Regions from separate parts of the Homo sapiens genome. Here region 2 is linked to region 1. Evidence: read pairs that join two places in POLR2A ChIA-PET (ENCODE). Cell type or tissue: HepG2. All regions are shown on one strand.

What was found. Peaks named below come from ENCODE experiments on the same cell type or tissue, not always from the same donor. Only the 100,000 strongest peaks of a DNase experiment are listed, where the experiment ranks them.
Region 2: POLR2A ChIA-PET joins it to region 1 with 5 read pairs; 3 of 35 experiments call an interaction of 5 or more read pairs at or near these places.

The regions. Positions count from the first base shown.
Region 1 is chrX:119,881,645-119,889,644 of GRCh38, reverse strand. No RefSeq gene overlaps it. Among named protein-coding and RNA genes, the nearest start is that of AKAP14, 10 kb to the left of the region's middle. In HepG2, a CTCF peak has its summit at 1,835 (motif pointing right); DNase peaks (open chromatin) are centred at 1,814 and 3,544; H3K4me3 peaks cover 1,397 bases.
Region 2 is chrX:119,489,245-119,497,244 of GRCh38, reverse strand. No RefSeq gene overlaps it. Among named protein-coding and RNA genes, the nearest start is that of SLC25A5-AS1, 24 kb to the right of the region's middle. In HepG2, a CTCF peak has its summit at 1,439; a DNase peak (open chromatin) is centred at 1,364; H3K4me3 peaks cover 383 bases.

The DNA of each region.
Region 1 (8,000 bases):
AGAGGCCACTGGTGAGAAGAACATGGTGGTGAGGACCTGATGTGGGAAGGGGAGTGGGATTCTTTCTTTTTTCTTTTTTCGTTTTTTTGTTTTGTTTTGTTTTGTTTGAGATGGAGTTTCACTCTGTCACCCAGGCTGGAGTGCAGCGGCGCCATCTCGGCTCACTGCAACCTCCTCCTCCCGGGTTCAAGCAATTCTCCTGCCTCAGCCTCCCTAATAGCTAAGATCACAGGTACACGCCACCAAGCTCAGCTAATTTTTTGTATTTTTAGTAGAGACGGGGTTTCACCATGTTGGCCAGGCTGGTCTCGAACTCGTGACCTCAGGTGATCCTCCCGCCTCGGCCTTCCAAAGTGCTGGGATTACAGGTGTGAGCCACCACGCCCGGCCTTATTTTAATTTTATTTTGAGATGGAATTTCAATCTTATTGCCTCAGCCTCTTGAGTGGCTGGGATTATAGGCGCCCGCCACCATGCCCAGCTAATTATTGTATTTTTTTGTGGGGACGGGTTTTTGCTATGTTTCCCAGGCTGGTCTTGAACTCCTGAGTTCAAGGGATCCGCCAGCCTCAGCCTTCCAAAGTGCCGGGATTACAGGTGCGAGCTACCACGCAGGGCCAGGATTTGTTTTTTTCCCCTTTGTTTTGTTTACATTTTTCTTTTGGTGGGGGGAGGGGAGAGATAGGGTCTCACTCTGTCACCCAGGCTGGAGTGCAGTGGTGCGATTACGGTTCACTGCAGCTTCCACCTCCTGGACTCAACTGATCCTCCCGCCTCAGCCTCCCAAGTAGCAGAGACCACAAGCACACACCACTAAGGTCAGCTAATTTTTTGTAGAGACTAGGTCTCACTATGTTACCCAGGCTGGTCTCAAACTCCTGACCTCAAGCGATCCTCCTGCCTCAGCCTCCCAAAGTGCTAGGATTACAGGCGTAAGCCACCCCAACGGGCTGGGAGTAGGATTCCTTATTGCCTGCCCAGAGGAGACAAATGCAGGCAAAATACTTTCGTGGAGGGAACCTGGAGAGATTTCCCAGCAGATTAGAAAGGCTCCTTCTTTGAAGCAGAAGCTTAAATTCTGTGGCCAGAACTTTACTTCTTACCCCCAGCCAAGCCCCTTACTGAAACGCACAAATTTTGGCTTCCAGGGCTCTCTAGGTTGAGAGGCCTTTTGAATCCTCATGCAGCGCCGAGGACAAGTTCTTCCAAACTACTCCCTGCTCGGATGCTAGTGCAGGTATGAGTGGAGAAAAATGGCTTGGAAGCAGAGATGGAGGGGAGAGCTGGGAGGAGCAGGTGGGGCAGAGCGGGAGGAGCTGGCTAGAGCCTTGCCAAGCTCAGCCCCTCCCTCTTCGGGAAGAAAATAGACTTGGCTGCTTGGGAAGCCATAACTCCCACCCGACTCCCCACCCCCGCGCCGCACCCCCGCCATGGGCCTCTGGAAGCATCGGGACTATGGGGGGCAGGGAGGCTGCGCCGGCTGCCCACTGGCGCGTGGTCCAGCGATGCGCCCGCGTTCTTCTGAAAGAACGTGGAGACTGCACCAATACGCGCCGCCCCAGTAACAAAAATTAGCCGGGCGTGGCGGCGCGCTCCTGTGGTCTCAGCTACTTGGGAGGCTGAGATGGAAGATCACTTGAGCCCGGGAGGTCGAGGCTGCAGTAGCCATGATCGCACCACTGCATTACAGCCTGGGCGACAGAGCCAGAGCCTGATACAGGCCTGGCCAAGTGGAGTGCGTCCTGTCAGCTCCCCAGGAGCCGATGGGCGGGGTCGGTCGCAAGTACACTGCCCTACTGTCCTGGGCTTTCCGAGGCTGCCGGGAGCTAGACAGACCGCCAGGGGGCGAGAGGGCCAGCGCCTCCCTTGTCCTGAATGTGGGGAGTGGAGGGGAGGGGGAAATTTGTATCAAGGATGTTGTGCTCACTAGAGAGAACTGCTTTGGAGAGTCTTGCAGATCCACACACTTTTTTTTTTTTTTTAGTCGGAGTCTCACTGTGTCGCCCAGGCTGGAGTGCAGTGGTGCGATCTCGGCTCACTGCAACCTCTGCCTCCCGGGTTCAAGCGATTCTCTTGTCTCAGCCTCCCAAGTAGCTGGGATTACAGGTGTGTGCAACCGCACCCAGCTAATTTTTGTATTTTCAGTAGAGACGGGATTTCACCATGTTGGCCAGATTGGTCTCGAACTCCTGACCACAAGTGATCCGCCCGCCCCAGCCTCCCAAACTGCTGGGATTACAGGCATGAGCCATCGCGCCTGGCCTACACTCTCTTAGCTGCTGCTGCTGCTTTTTTTTTTTTTTTTTTCTTTTGAGACAGAGTCTTGCTCTTGTCGCCTAGGCTGGAGTGCAATGGCACGATCCTGGCTCACTGCAACCTCCCCCTCCCGGATTCAAGCGATTCTCCTGCTTCAGCCTCCTGAGTAGCTGGGATTACAGGCATGCACCACCACACCCTGCTAATTTTTGTATTTTTAGTAGACACAGGGTTTCACCATGTTGGTCAGGCTGGTCTCGAACTCCTGTCCTCAAGTGTTCTGCCCACCTTAGCTTCCCAAAGTGCTGGGATTACAGGCGTGAGCCACCGCGCCTGGCCTAGGTTCTTCCTGAACTGAAGAAAATCCAGGGAGATGCCCTAGATAGGGGTAGTCTACATCACAGCACAAGGAAGAGAGGACAGAGCTCTCTCTTGGGACTCCACACCCTGGGCCTTGAATTATACTCTTTTCCACCTATGCCTCATTTTCATTCCCTCTCAGTTTCTTCCCTCTCCTCCCCTTATACTCTCATGCTCACCCTTTCAACCCTACCCTTACTTATTTTTTCCCCTTCTTTCTCTTATCCTACCAATCCCTAGCAAGGCTGATGCCTCTTAGCCACAAGCCTAGGCTTAAAGCTGACATTCTCTGCTTGTCGAATGAACCCAGTCGGCCACCACGTATCTTTTAAGTGACTGTAAAGTGCGCAGGTGGCAGGAATTGTGAGAAGTAAAACTGGCTTAAGACAAGGTTCCCACCCTCGATGCACTTACAATATAGTTGGGAAGACAAAGTGTGTTCACATGAAAAAATAACTAGCAAGTAAGTCAAAGCAGGGGACAATGAAATGCTTTCTTACCCAAAACATGAGGCATGTTGGATTTGGGCAGGTTCTGTTACCAGTAGAGGGTCTTTACTGCAAGTTGTCCAGGTTCTTGGCGTTTTGAACAAAGAATTGGACAAAACGCACAGCAAAGACAGGAAAGAAAGAAGCAAGCATGCACAGATTTATTGAAAGTGAAAGTATACTCCACAGTGTGAGAACGGGCGGAGCAGTGGCTCAAGGGCCCTGATACACAATCTTCTGGGGTCCAAATACCCGCTAGAGGTTTACCATTGGCCACTTGGTGTTCACCCCATGTTCATGAAGTTGCAGCCCACAATCAGAGGCTGAAATGAAGTTACAAAGGTCACACTCCTATGCAAACATCTTATTGGTTGTGGAAAGCAGCCAATCAGAGGCTAGAGTGAAAGTTGCCCTTCTATACAAACGAAGACTTGGCCCCCAATCCGTATGATTGGTTAGGATAGCAACCAATCAGAGGTTGAAGTGAAGTTACAAAGTTACACTCCTATGCAAACGTCTGATTGGTTGCAAAAAGCGACCAATCAGAGGTACTTTCAATTTGCCATCTGCTTTTTTTCCAACCAATCAGAGGTACTTTCAATTTCCCATCTGCCACACAGAAAGGTGGGGATTTGCAAGGGGAGCAACCTCTGGTTCTTTTGTTACGTAGGCGTGGAAAGGTAGGGCTTTCCTTTCAATTTAGTTCTAGGAAGTCAGCATGAAATGGCCTTAGGTTCCCTGCTTCCAGACTCTATTCTCCTGCCTCAGTTCTAAGCAAGTGACTTTGCTTCATGTCTCAAAGGCCACCAGACTGCCCTAGGAAGAAAGAGGGAGGAGGTGGTAGGAACCCAGGGCCTTTCCCAAGCAGAAGCCCATCCTCTAACAGTAAAGGCCACAGACCTGAGTACTGTGGTAGTCAGGCCCAGGTGGGTAGGTCCTTGAGAGTCATGATGTCACGAAAACCTCTCAGAATATCCTGGCCATCCTTGAGCATGAGTGCCTCATTGAATAGTGCCTTCCTCAGAACAAAAGTACTATGGCAAAGCTGTTCCTGATGGCTGGATTTTTAAATATATATATATATATACTTTAAGTTCTAGGGTACATGTGCACAACGTGCAGGTTTGTTACGTATATGTACATGTGCCATGTTGGTGTGCTGCACCCATTAACTTGTCATTTACATTAGGTATATCTCCTAATGCTATCCCTCCCCCCTCCCCCCACCCCACGAGAGGCCCCAGTGTGTGATGTTCCCTACCCTGTGTCCAAGTGATCTCATTGTCCAATTCCCACCTATGAGTGAGAACATGCGATGTTTGGTTTTCTGTCCTTGCAATAGTTTGCTGAGAATGATGGTTTCCAGCTTCATCCATGTCCCTACAAAGGACATGAACTCATCCTTTTTTATGGCTGCACAGTATTCCATGGTGTATATGTGCCACATTTTCTTAATCCAGTCTATCATTGATGGACATTTGGGTTGGTTCCAAGTCTTTGCTATTGTGAATAGTGCCGCAATAAACATACGTGTGCATGTGTCTTTATAGCAGCATGATTTATAATCCAATGGCTGGATTTTTGATAGTGATGTCTTGATGTTCAGATCCACGGTCATAACTAGAGTGGGCTGCTCTTGTAGGCACTGTATGAAAACTCCAGAGTTTCCCTAGAGACCAGACCAACCCCACCCCAAATACTAAGTTCTTAGAGGTAAGAGAGAAGAACAAGCTTCTGGTAGCCGGGGTGACTTCTGGCCTCTAGAAATGAAGCGTATTAGGCTTAGAGGGAAAATCTGTCTGCTGAATGAAACACTCCCCAGCAACATGGCAGGTGGTACAGAGCAGATAGGCACAGTATACCAAAGAAACTGTGTTTTTTTGTTTGGTTGGGGTTTTTTTGGTGGTGGTGTTTTGTTTTGTTTTTTGAGACGGAGTCTCACTCTTGTTGCCCAGGCTGGAGTGCAATGGCACAATCTCAGCTCACCGCAACCTCCGCCTCCCAGGTTCAAGCAATTCTCCTGTCTCAGCCTCCCGAGTAGCTGGGATTACAGGCATGCACCACCACACCCGGCTAATTTTGTATTTTTAGTAGAGACGGGGTTTCTCCATGTTAGTCAGGCTGGTCTCAAACTCCTGACCTCAGGTGATCTGCCTGCCTCGGCCTCCCAAAGTGCTGGGATTACAGGCATGAGCTGCCACGCCCAGCCACCAAAGAAACTCTTAACCACGTGGAAAATATCTTTGTTTTCTTGGGGCAGTAATGCTCAGTGTTCCCAGTGTTTTCCCTACCTTCTTTCTGTTGCCTTTGGGATTAGTTTTTTGGGGTCATAATTAAAATTGCATGGTTGTTTATAAGTTTTATTGCCTGATCACTCTCCAGCCCAAATATAATAATTGGTCTCTCCATGTTTGCTCGAACTGAGGAAGGCACCTACGAAGAACCAAAACAATGGATGATACCAAATGTGTTCAAACGAATAAAGCAACAGTTACTTGAGTTTATACAAGTAATATCTGCTGGGTCATTTTCTCAGTGGTTCCCTGTAAAGAACAATTATGTGTCTAATGGTGAATCAAGATTTGTGGAAATCCTAAAAGCAATTATTTGGATTTTTGTTGCAGAAGAGTCTTTGGGGTTGGAGGAAGGAGTATTACAGACAATAGCATAAGACATATAGGGTACAGAAATATGCCAAAAAAACTTAACAATTAAAGATTATGCAAACGTAACACAGGATTTATTCTTTATAGGAATTTCTTTCTCTCTGCCTTTTATCAAAACTGCATCAAAATGTGACAATTGGCCATGTGTGGTGGCTCACGTCTGTAACCCTAGCACTTTGGGAGGCCGAGATGGGTTGATCACTTAAGGTCAGGAGTTCAAGATCAGCCTGGCCAACATGGTGAAACCCCGTCTCTACTAAAAATACAAAATTAGCCAGGCATGGTGGGGGGGCGCCTGTAATCCCAACTACTCGGAGGCTGAGGCAGGAGAACCACTTGAACCCAGGAGGCAGAAGTTGCAGTGAGCCAAGCACTCCACCACTCATGCCATTGCACTCCAGCCTGGGTGACAGAGTGAGATTCCATCTCAAAAAAAAAAAAAAATTCTAGAGTATTCAAACCTCAAAGATAAAATATTTGGTCAGGAGGGTATGGATGAGGTGACAGAGGGAGCATTACACAAGCACACACAGACCCAAACCAGTAAGCTGAATGACAGTCTCTTTTGATATCTAAAATCCAAATCTATACACTTGGTATAGAAAAAAAAAAAAACCCTAAAATTGTACCATGTGCCTTGTTTCCCACAGAAGTACAGGAGAATAATTTCTCAGTTCACAGAAGTATCAGAGTGATATGGACTCTTGAAAACCAACTGATGTTTAACTCTCATCCTCCATCCCTTACCCTCAACCAGAAGCTTCTTGGTGAGAATGGCCAGCTTCAGTCCTATCCATTCAGCACCTTCCCTTAGAGCAGAGCAAGCAGCAAGAGCTGAGAGGGGTAACCAGGCACTCGGTTCTCACAGTGGCATGAAACTGCGTTTTTAGCTCTGCTTTCAGAAAACAGCTTCCAAACAATTAGTGTCTTCATCAAAGTTCCTACCGTCTGTTGTCCTTGCAGTGCTCTGAGATTCCCTAGCTGTGACCACTCTAACAGGGGACCAAAGACCTGGCCTGAGGGTCCTCCCAACATCACTTTTGTGTAAGTGCCTGAGGGATTTGGGGGTTGGCTGGAGAGCTGTTAAAGGGGTGCTCAAAATGCAGCAATGGTCCATTCCACATGCACGAGGCTGTACACTTAGAAACTACTTCACATACATGATTTCGTGAGATCTTCTCAGCTACCCAGGGACGTATGCAGGGCACATACTGTCCTCACTTGAGAGATGGGAGAACTGAAGCTAAGATCAGTGATGTGACCTACCAAAGGCCACACAACCCACAGGTGGTGCAGCTTCCTGATGTGAAGTTACTCCCAACTTTCTGTGTCTCCACATCTTACATCATCTATTTGGAAAAGAAACATGTTGTTCTGTGCCTTCTCAAGCTGAGGCACATCACTGAGAGTACATTGGGAGGCTGGGCACGGTGGCTTATGCCTGTAATCCCAGCACTTTGGGAGGCCAAGGCAGGTGGATCACCTGAAGTCAGGAGTTCGAGACCAGCCTGGCCAACATGGTGACACACCGTCTCTACTAAAAATACAAAAAATTAACTGGGTGTAGTGCACATGCCTGTAATCCCAGCTATTCGGGAGGCTGAGGCAGGAGAACTGGCTGAACCCCGGGGGTGGAGGTTGCAGTGAGCTGAAATTGCGCCACTGCACTCCAGCCCGAGCAACAAGAGCAAAACTCCGCCTCAAAACAAAAAAAAAGAAAGAAAGAAGAGTACATTAGGATACTTCCTTGGAAAAACAAACGCCTCCAGGGAAGGGATATGCTTCAAGTTTACAGATGAGCCAACAGAGATCTGAATGAAAAAAAGAACCAGGAGAGGGAGGGAGAAGGGAAATTGCTCCCATACATTTCTGAATAATTAGGACTTTTTAAAACTTTTTTCTCTCTTTAACGCTTTTTTTTTTTTTTTTTTTTTGAGAGGGAGTCTCACTCTGTCACCCAGGCTGGAGTGCAGTGGCGCCATCTCGGTTCACTGCAACCTCTGCCTCCTGGGTTCAAGTGAGTCTTGTGCTGCAGCTTTTCTAGTAGCTGGGATTATAGGTGCCCACCACAACACCCAGCAATTTTTGTATTTTTATTTATTTGTTTGTTTTTGAGACAGAGTCGCCCTCTGTCACCCAGGATGGAGTTCAGTGGCTTGATCTCGGCTCACTGCAACCTTCACCTCCCGGCTTCAAGTGATTCTCCTGCCTCAGCCTCCCAAGTAGCCGG
Region 2 (8,000 bases), 390 kb after region 1:
TCCTGCCTCAGCTCCCCGAGTAGCTGGGATTACAGGTGTGTGCCACCACACCCAGCTAATTTCTGTATTTTTAGTAGAGACAGGGTTTTGCCATGTTGCCCAGGCTGGTCTCGAACTCCTGGCCTCAAGTGATCTGCCCACTTCGGCTTCCCAAAGTGCTGGGATTACAGGTGTGAGCCACCGCGCCCGGCCGAGATGGAGCTTTCTCTCGGAAGTGTTTCCAGATTCCCCAAATGTCAGTTAGTTAAACATTCTTCCTTCTTTGCTCCCAAATCTCAGTCTGCTGACCCCTCTTAACACTCTTGTCACACTATATTGTAATTCTTACTTCTCTGCCTCCTTCACTGGGATATAAGCTCCATAAGGGTAGGATTTTTTCTCTCTTCTTCTCTGCTGTGTATCCCTTGCTCCTAGTACAGTGCCTGGCCCACAATATCTGTTCAGCAAATGTCAAGTCAATAAATAGTTTGGTCTTATGTTACAGCTTGTTTTAATTCCACTTTATTAAACTAATAAACTAATTCCATTTATATATGTGTGACTGGCTTCTCTGGCAGAGGACAAAGTCCTTAAGGGAAAGGACTATGCTTAAGTCAACTTTGCATCCTCTTCCCCTCCCCTTGGTACTTGGTACAGGACCTTGTTCATAACAGACACTCAACAAATGTTCACTGAATGAGTCTGTATGTGTATATTGGTTGTTAAGGGTACACTTTTTTTTTTTCCTTTCCATAGAACTGCACAAAACTGTTTGTGAGCAAGATCTGAGAAGCAAGCGATGTGCTTTTTGAACGCCTGCTGTTCTGGCACACCTGGGCCCAACCCTGACTGAGCCCGAGGCACAGGAAGGAAATGCAGTTGCAATGTGATTAGGGTCATGAGGGTTTCTGTAACCGAGGGACGCCAAAACCTGAGTGAGTCTCTGAGGGCGATCAAGGGTTGCCCAGGACCTATCCTGAAGCTCTGAAGCCTTCCTAGATGACAGTCTCTGACTCCTCCTATGGAATCCCTCATAGGAGCCCCTGGCCGGGCTAGATCCCTAGGATAGGTGAGCTGACTTTGGAAGTCTTTCTGGTGCAATGTCACTTGGAAGTCAAGCTGTTTGTGTTGGGATAATGTAGAAAGAAGAAGCCTGAAGAGAAGGCCTAGGAGGGGCTGGGCTGACAATCCAGCCCTTTGAAGAGCAGGGGCTACCTCTGTGGTCTAGGGCACAGCCTGCCAATCTGGCAGGATGACCTCAGATGATGGCCGAGACAACAGCTGGATTCCGGATTGTTGTCTTGCCCTGCAACCCTGGGGCCCCCGTACCCTCAGGCCCATTGCCACAGCAGCACATGCTTCTTTGTGGAGGCTGAGACCTTTGATCAGCTCAGTAGCCACAGCAACTCTTCCTAAAAGGCACTGGCTTGGGAAGCTCTCCTGTGGACTCTTACCAGCCCTCTAGAGGCAGAGTGGGGGCCCCAAGAACAGCATCAGGAAAAAGTCAATGTAGTAAGAACTTTAGATGACACAATCTTGCCTCTATACAGGAATTTTAGCCTAGATACAGGCTATTTTTTAGTTTTTCCTTTCTGTGTAAGAAATGCACCATACAACACAACATTTAGCTTTTTCCCAATAGGAAAAAAAATGCACCAAAGGGCCCAAGATCGGTAAGTGAAAACCTTGAAACTTACAGCCAGGGAATAGAGGGACATGCATCGAACACGGGAACCACTGACATGGACGTTTTTCTTTTTGTTTAAAAAGCATGTATAGGCGGGGTGCAGTGGCTCACGCCTGTAATCCCAGCAATTTAGGGGGCCAAGACAGGTAGATCACCTGAGGTCAGGAGTTTGAGGTCAGCTTGGCCAACATGGTGAAACCCTGTGCCTACTAAAAATGCAAAAATTAGCTGGGCATGGTGGTGGGCACCTGTAGTCCCAGCTACTTGGGGGGTGAGGCAGGAGAATTGCTTGAACCCAGGAGGTAGAGGTTGCAGTGAGCCGAGATCGCGCCATTGCACTCCACCCTGGGCCACAGAGTGAGACTCCGTCTCAAAAATAAAATAAAATAAAAACAATAAATAAATAAATAGCATGTATATTGCACTTACCACATGCCCAGGCACCGTTCTAAATGCATTGCAATCTGTTAACTCACTGAATCCTCATAACAAGTCTTTTAAAGTAGGTACAGTTATCCCCATTTTACGGTGGAAGAAATGGAAGCAGACAGAGGTTAAATAACTTGTCCAAAGTTGTAACCACCCAGTGGGTTCACCTTGCTCACTGCCTAGATAGAGACGATTTATCAAGACAGGGGAATTGCAATGGAGAGTTCGGCCTATGCCCAGGAATGAACAAGGACAGCTTAAAGGTTAGAAGCAAGATGGAATCGGTTAGGTCTGTTTTCTTTCACTATCATAACTTCCTCAGTTATAATTTTGCAAAGGTGGTTTCAAAGTCACACAGGCGATAAATGGCAGAGTCAGGATTCCAGCCCAGGCAGCCTCTGTTTGCTTCGGCACTCTGCCCTGCTGCCTCCTTGAGTTTACAAGCCTCGTGATCATAGAACAGGACAGGGAGTGGCCCTCTTACTCCTCCCTTTTTCTTTCTTCCTTAGGTTCTTTTATATGGATCAAGTGCAGGAGTCCAGCCTGTCCCCTAGCCACATCAGGGAGAAAAAAAATGTGTGTGTGTGTGTGTGTGTGAGAGAGAGAGAGAGAGAGAGAATATGAGAGAATATGAAGGTGGCACTGCTGTCTGGATGCTTCTGGAAAACCCAGCTCTGTCAAGGACTGAGGAATACTGCAGTGGAAACTCCTGCATTTTATTTCCTGAGCCAGAATTCTGAGATGAGTATGCTTAGAGACTCCCCTAAGATGAGCAGCATCAAAGTCTCTTTAACCCTTGCCTCAGGGAACAGTCACCTAACAAAGAGGAGCTGGGGCTAAGCTTCTGTTTTACACTGAACAGAGCAGGGAAGAAAATTCATGCATCAGGGTGCTCTTTAGAGTTCTATTGTGAAGGAGAATAACTTGTTTATATTAGGCAAGGCCCCAGTAGCTTCTTTGTAAATTTCAGTCTGGAGAAAATAAAGCCAGAGCTGCAAGTCCAAACAGGTAAAAAAAAAAAAAAAAAAATTTTTTTTTTTTTTTTGAGACGGAGTCTCACACTCTTGCCTGGGCTGGAGTGCAATGGCGCAATCTCAGCTCACTGTAACCTCTGCCTCCCAGCTTCAAGCGATTCTCCTTGCCTCAGCCTCTCAAGTAGCTGGGATTACAGGCACCCGCCACAACGCCCAGCTAATTTTTTTTGTAATTTTAGTAGAGACGAGGTTTCACCATGTTGGCCAGGCTAGTCTCGAACTCCTGACCTCGTGATCCGCCTGCCTCGGCCTCCCAAAGTGCTGGGATTAGAGGCATGAGCCACCGCGCTTGGCCCCAGGTAAAATTTTGATAAGCTCATGAAAATTTCAACTAGAGAGTTCAGGCACCCATGGCTGGGATGAGGGCAACAAATCTGGAGCAACAAACATGCAACCAACAAGCTTTTTTTGACAGCATACTTTTGTTTGGCACTCCTCTACGCACTGGGATACAAATATGAGTAAGAATGCTACCACCTAAAATAATAGATGCCTGGATAGGCATAGCTTATCTCTGGAAGGTAACACCAGAATGTGGTCATGGAGATTACCTGTGGGTGGCGAGGGAACAGGGGTGGGAGGGAAACTAACTTGTTACTGTAAACCCTTTATACCTTGTCAATTTGGTATCCGAGGATATATTACCAATATATTACCCATTCAAAAGATAAATGTGGTATCAGGGAGACACAAATACGTAAATGTGTAAATAGAGAAGTAAATAGCAGCATCAGCTCACAAAAGCATGTTCACAGTGCTAGAGTTATTGACAACAATGGAGGAACCATGATATAAAGACTGAATTTACTAGCCCAGGCATGATGGCTCACGCCTGTAATCCCAGCACTTTGGAGGCCCAGGCCGGCAGATCGCCTGAGGTCAGGAGTTCGAGACCAGCCTGGCCAACATGGAGAAACCCTGTCTCTACTAAAAATACAAAAATTAGCCGGCCGTGGTAGCTCATGCCTGTAATTCCAGCTACTTGAGGGGCTGAGGTGGGAGGATCACTTGAGCCTGGGCTATCGAGGCTGCAGTGAGTTGAGATTGTGCCACTGCACTCCAGCCTGGGAGACAGGAGTGAGACCCTGTCAAAAAAAAAAAAAGACCAAATTTACCAATTTGGTTTCCTGGCTTAGGACAGAATTGAGGCTTCAGCCATGATAGTGACGTCTAAGAAGTCCCTCTACCTCTAGCCAGAGGTCCTGGCTAGAAGAAAAAAAAAAAAGTATGTTTTCTTGTCTTTTTCCAAACACATCACAAGAGCAATATATAACCTGACAAGAATGCAGGGGCAGGTAAGACCTGCCTAAGGCTGAAGGAGTTTTGTCCTTCCATAGGCATTGGCCTCCTCCTCCCCTCACAGACAAAGGTGACTGTGTCAGTAACAACTATTTACCTTGCAAGCACATACCTGTGCCTAGCCAGACCTACTCCCTTGCATAGAGAAGTGATTCCTGACAGACTCTGCATCCAACTGGTCTTGGGGCAATGCCACCTGCTCACTCTAGCCTAAACCTGCTGAGGAGCTAGCACAATCCTGAGAAAAAGGGTCAAGAAATCACGTTCTGGCCGTTGAGTGGTGGCTCACTCCTGTAATCCCAACACTTTGGGAAACTGAGGCAGGAGGATCACTTGAGGCCAGGAGTTCAACACCGCAGTGAGCTCTGATCACACCACTGCACTCTAGCCTGGGCAACAGTGAGACCCTGTTTCAAAAAAAAAAAAAAAAAGAATAAGAAGTGGATAACTCGATTATCCACAGGTGGATTGTTTTTTTCTGGATTATAGGCTGACAATTTATTATTATTATGTATGTATTTATTTATTTATTGCGAGACAGAGTCTCACTCTGTCACCCAGGCACGATCTTGGCTCACGGCAACCTTTGCCTCCCGGGTTCAAACAATTCTTCTGCCTCAGCCTCCCAAGTAGCTGGGACTACAGGCACCTGCCACAACATTTGGCTAATTTGTGTATTTTTTAGTAGAGACAGGGTTTTGCCATGTTGGCCAGGCTAGTCTCAAACTGCTGACCTCAACTGATCCACCTGCCTCTGCCTCCCAAAGTGGTACGATTACAGATGAGAGCTACCGTGCCGGGCCTATGCTGACAGTTTTTAATCCTGGCCTGATTTTCCCTCATATACCCCTCCCCCAGGCTACCTTTAGACTTCCTTTATCCAAAGCCCAGTGGGTCTACTAGGGAAATAATGTCATGATAACTATGACTGCCACCCTTTATTGAATGCTTCCAGGGGCCAGACATCAGGCTGTGTTATATGTATTAGTCTTCATGCAATCCTCACAGATACCCAATGAGAAAGGTATTCTGGCTATATCTGTGTTTTGCAGATGAAGAAACTCAGGGAGATAAACAGCTAGCAAATGGTGGTGATTGGACTGAAAACCAGACTGTGTGGCTGAGCGCCCATACCACTGGTCTATAAAGGCTCTTAACCACTCTCCTATTCTGCATCCCATAAAGTTAATTTTAATTAGCCCAATCCAGCTCTATTTAGGAAGAGAAATATGCTGCCAAAAATCACTTACAATATCCAAAAGCTAAATATAAAAGGCTTTTCTATTATCACTTGTTTGGGGCTATTTAGGCCAAGGCTTCCTTCCAAGGGCCTGTGTAACCAAGGGTTATATGGAAGCTTAGCATCTGGGCAAACAGGAAATGAGCCCAGCTCTGCTGGCTCTGTCAGCGCCCTAAAAAGATCTACTCACGGGGGAAGTTAAACTTATAGAACCAGGATGGGCCAGGTGCGGTGGCACACACCTGTAATCCCAACACTTTGGGAAGCTGAGGTGGGCAGATCACTTGAGGTCAGGAGTTCGAGACCAGCCTGGCCAACATGGCAAAACCCTGTCTCTACTAAAAATACAAAAATGTAGCTGGGTATGGTTGTGTGTGCCTGTAGTCCCAGCTACTTGGGAGCAGGAGAATCGCTTGAACCCGGGAGGTTGAGGTTGTAGTGAGCTGAGATAGCGCCACTGCACTCTGGCCTGGGTGACAGAGCAAGACTCTGTCTAAACAAACAAACAAACAAAAAAACAAAACCCAGCATGGAAATGAAAACCTTAGACCGGGCTCTGAGATCAGAAATGTCAAGAATAGCCTTCCAGTTTACTGTCCCTGGGGTGGGGAGTTTGGGGGTGGTGGGGGGACAAATGCCCGGGATGAGCATTTTGTAGTTGATAGCTGAGGGTTTTGTGGGCTGGCTTCTGGGTCCCATCGGGTCATGTTCTTGGAATTCTAGACATATGTTCAGGCCCAGAAGAAAGAAACTTCCAGAGTCGCTTATCCCATATTATTGGCTTCTCTGCACCTGCAGAGGGAGATTGGGCCTCATCTTCCTTAGCTTGCTGTCATAGATTTGCCTTCCTCTTCTAAAATGCTGTGGCTGGAGACCAAGAGACTTCTCTAACAATCATCCGAGACACTCTTTCCCTCATATTACTTCTTTGTTTTTACTTTTGTTTTTGAGACCGAGTCTCGCTCTGTCACCCAAGCTGAAGTGCAGTGTCATGATCTCGGCTCACTGCAACCTACACCTCCCGGGTTCAAGCAATTCTCCTGCCTCTGCCTCCCAAGTAGCTGGGATTACAGGCACCTGCCACCATGCCCAGCTAATTTTTGTATTTTTTGTAGAGATGGAGTTTCACCATGTTGGCCAGGCTTGTCTTGAACTCCTGACTTCAGGCGATACGCCAGCCTTGGCCTCCGAAGTGCTGGGATTACAGGCGTGAGCCACCGCACCCAGCCCCTCATATGACTTTTTCACTGACTTCTTAATGCACAGTCGGGGAGCTGAGCAGCTGCCTGTACCTGGCTGGGCTGGGCCTGAAACCACTCAGCCCCATCACAGCAGCCTCCATCCTTGCCGATGCAGACCCATGGGACCAGCCCTGAAGACATCCTGTCTTTCCCTCTTTCTGGAATGCCCTCCCTGCTCCGTTCTCACACCTCCTGCCCCTTCACCTTCAATCAGTCAGGGAAAAACCCACTTTCTACTCACCTGCCACTTGTGTCTTCCAAGGTTTTTCTGTACTCAGTATAGTCAATGGTACCACATTGCTTTATTGTTACTGGAACAATAACATGGATTCCAGCTACCATTTACTGAGCACTACCTGTGAGCCAGGCTCTATCTCATTTATGCAATATCTCACTGAAACCCCACAACCACCCTGTGAGGTGGATACTGTTTTTGCCCTCCCCATTTTACAGATGAGGTAACTGAGGTTCAGGAAGTTCAGCAGCCTGACTTATGACATAGTGCTAAGAAGTGATGGGATCGAGATCTGAACCCAGGTCTCTGTGATCTCTGAACCAATGTGGGCTTGCCTTTTCTCTTCCATCAGATTGGGTTTGGTGAAGGAGTCTTTGATTTCTCCTGGATTTCCACCTCCCCACACCCAATCCTGGGCTCAGCTTGCAGTGGGCACTTGCCCAACTGATCTCAGTTTGCAGGGGTCTTCCTAGCACCATCAGGCCCACTGGGCCTCACACTCTGCTGTTTCCTGGCCCTGTTAGGGAGATGAAAATGGTGAGGTGTCCAGGAGCTAGAAGCAGGAGGAAGTGTCAAGTTTGGCCAATAACCAATGTCCCCTGTAGTCGGGTAAGGGCTCTTTGGCTTCCCAGAGCTCGCCTCATTGCCATATGGCAACACGCACACCTCTGACGTTGCAGCTCCTGCTAATAGGGCAGGGGAAATGGATGGCATTGATATCCTCTTTGTGCTTGTTCAGATAGCTGAAGCACCTATGAGGGGAGATTGCCTTTATTTTTTATTTTTCTGAGATGGAGTCTCGCTGCGACGCCCAGGCTAGAGTGCAATGGAACGATCTCGGCTCACTGCAACCTCC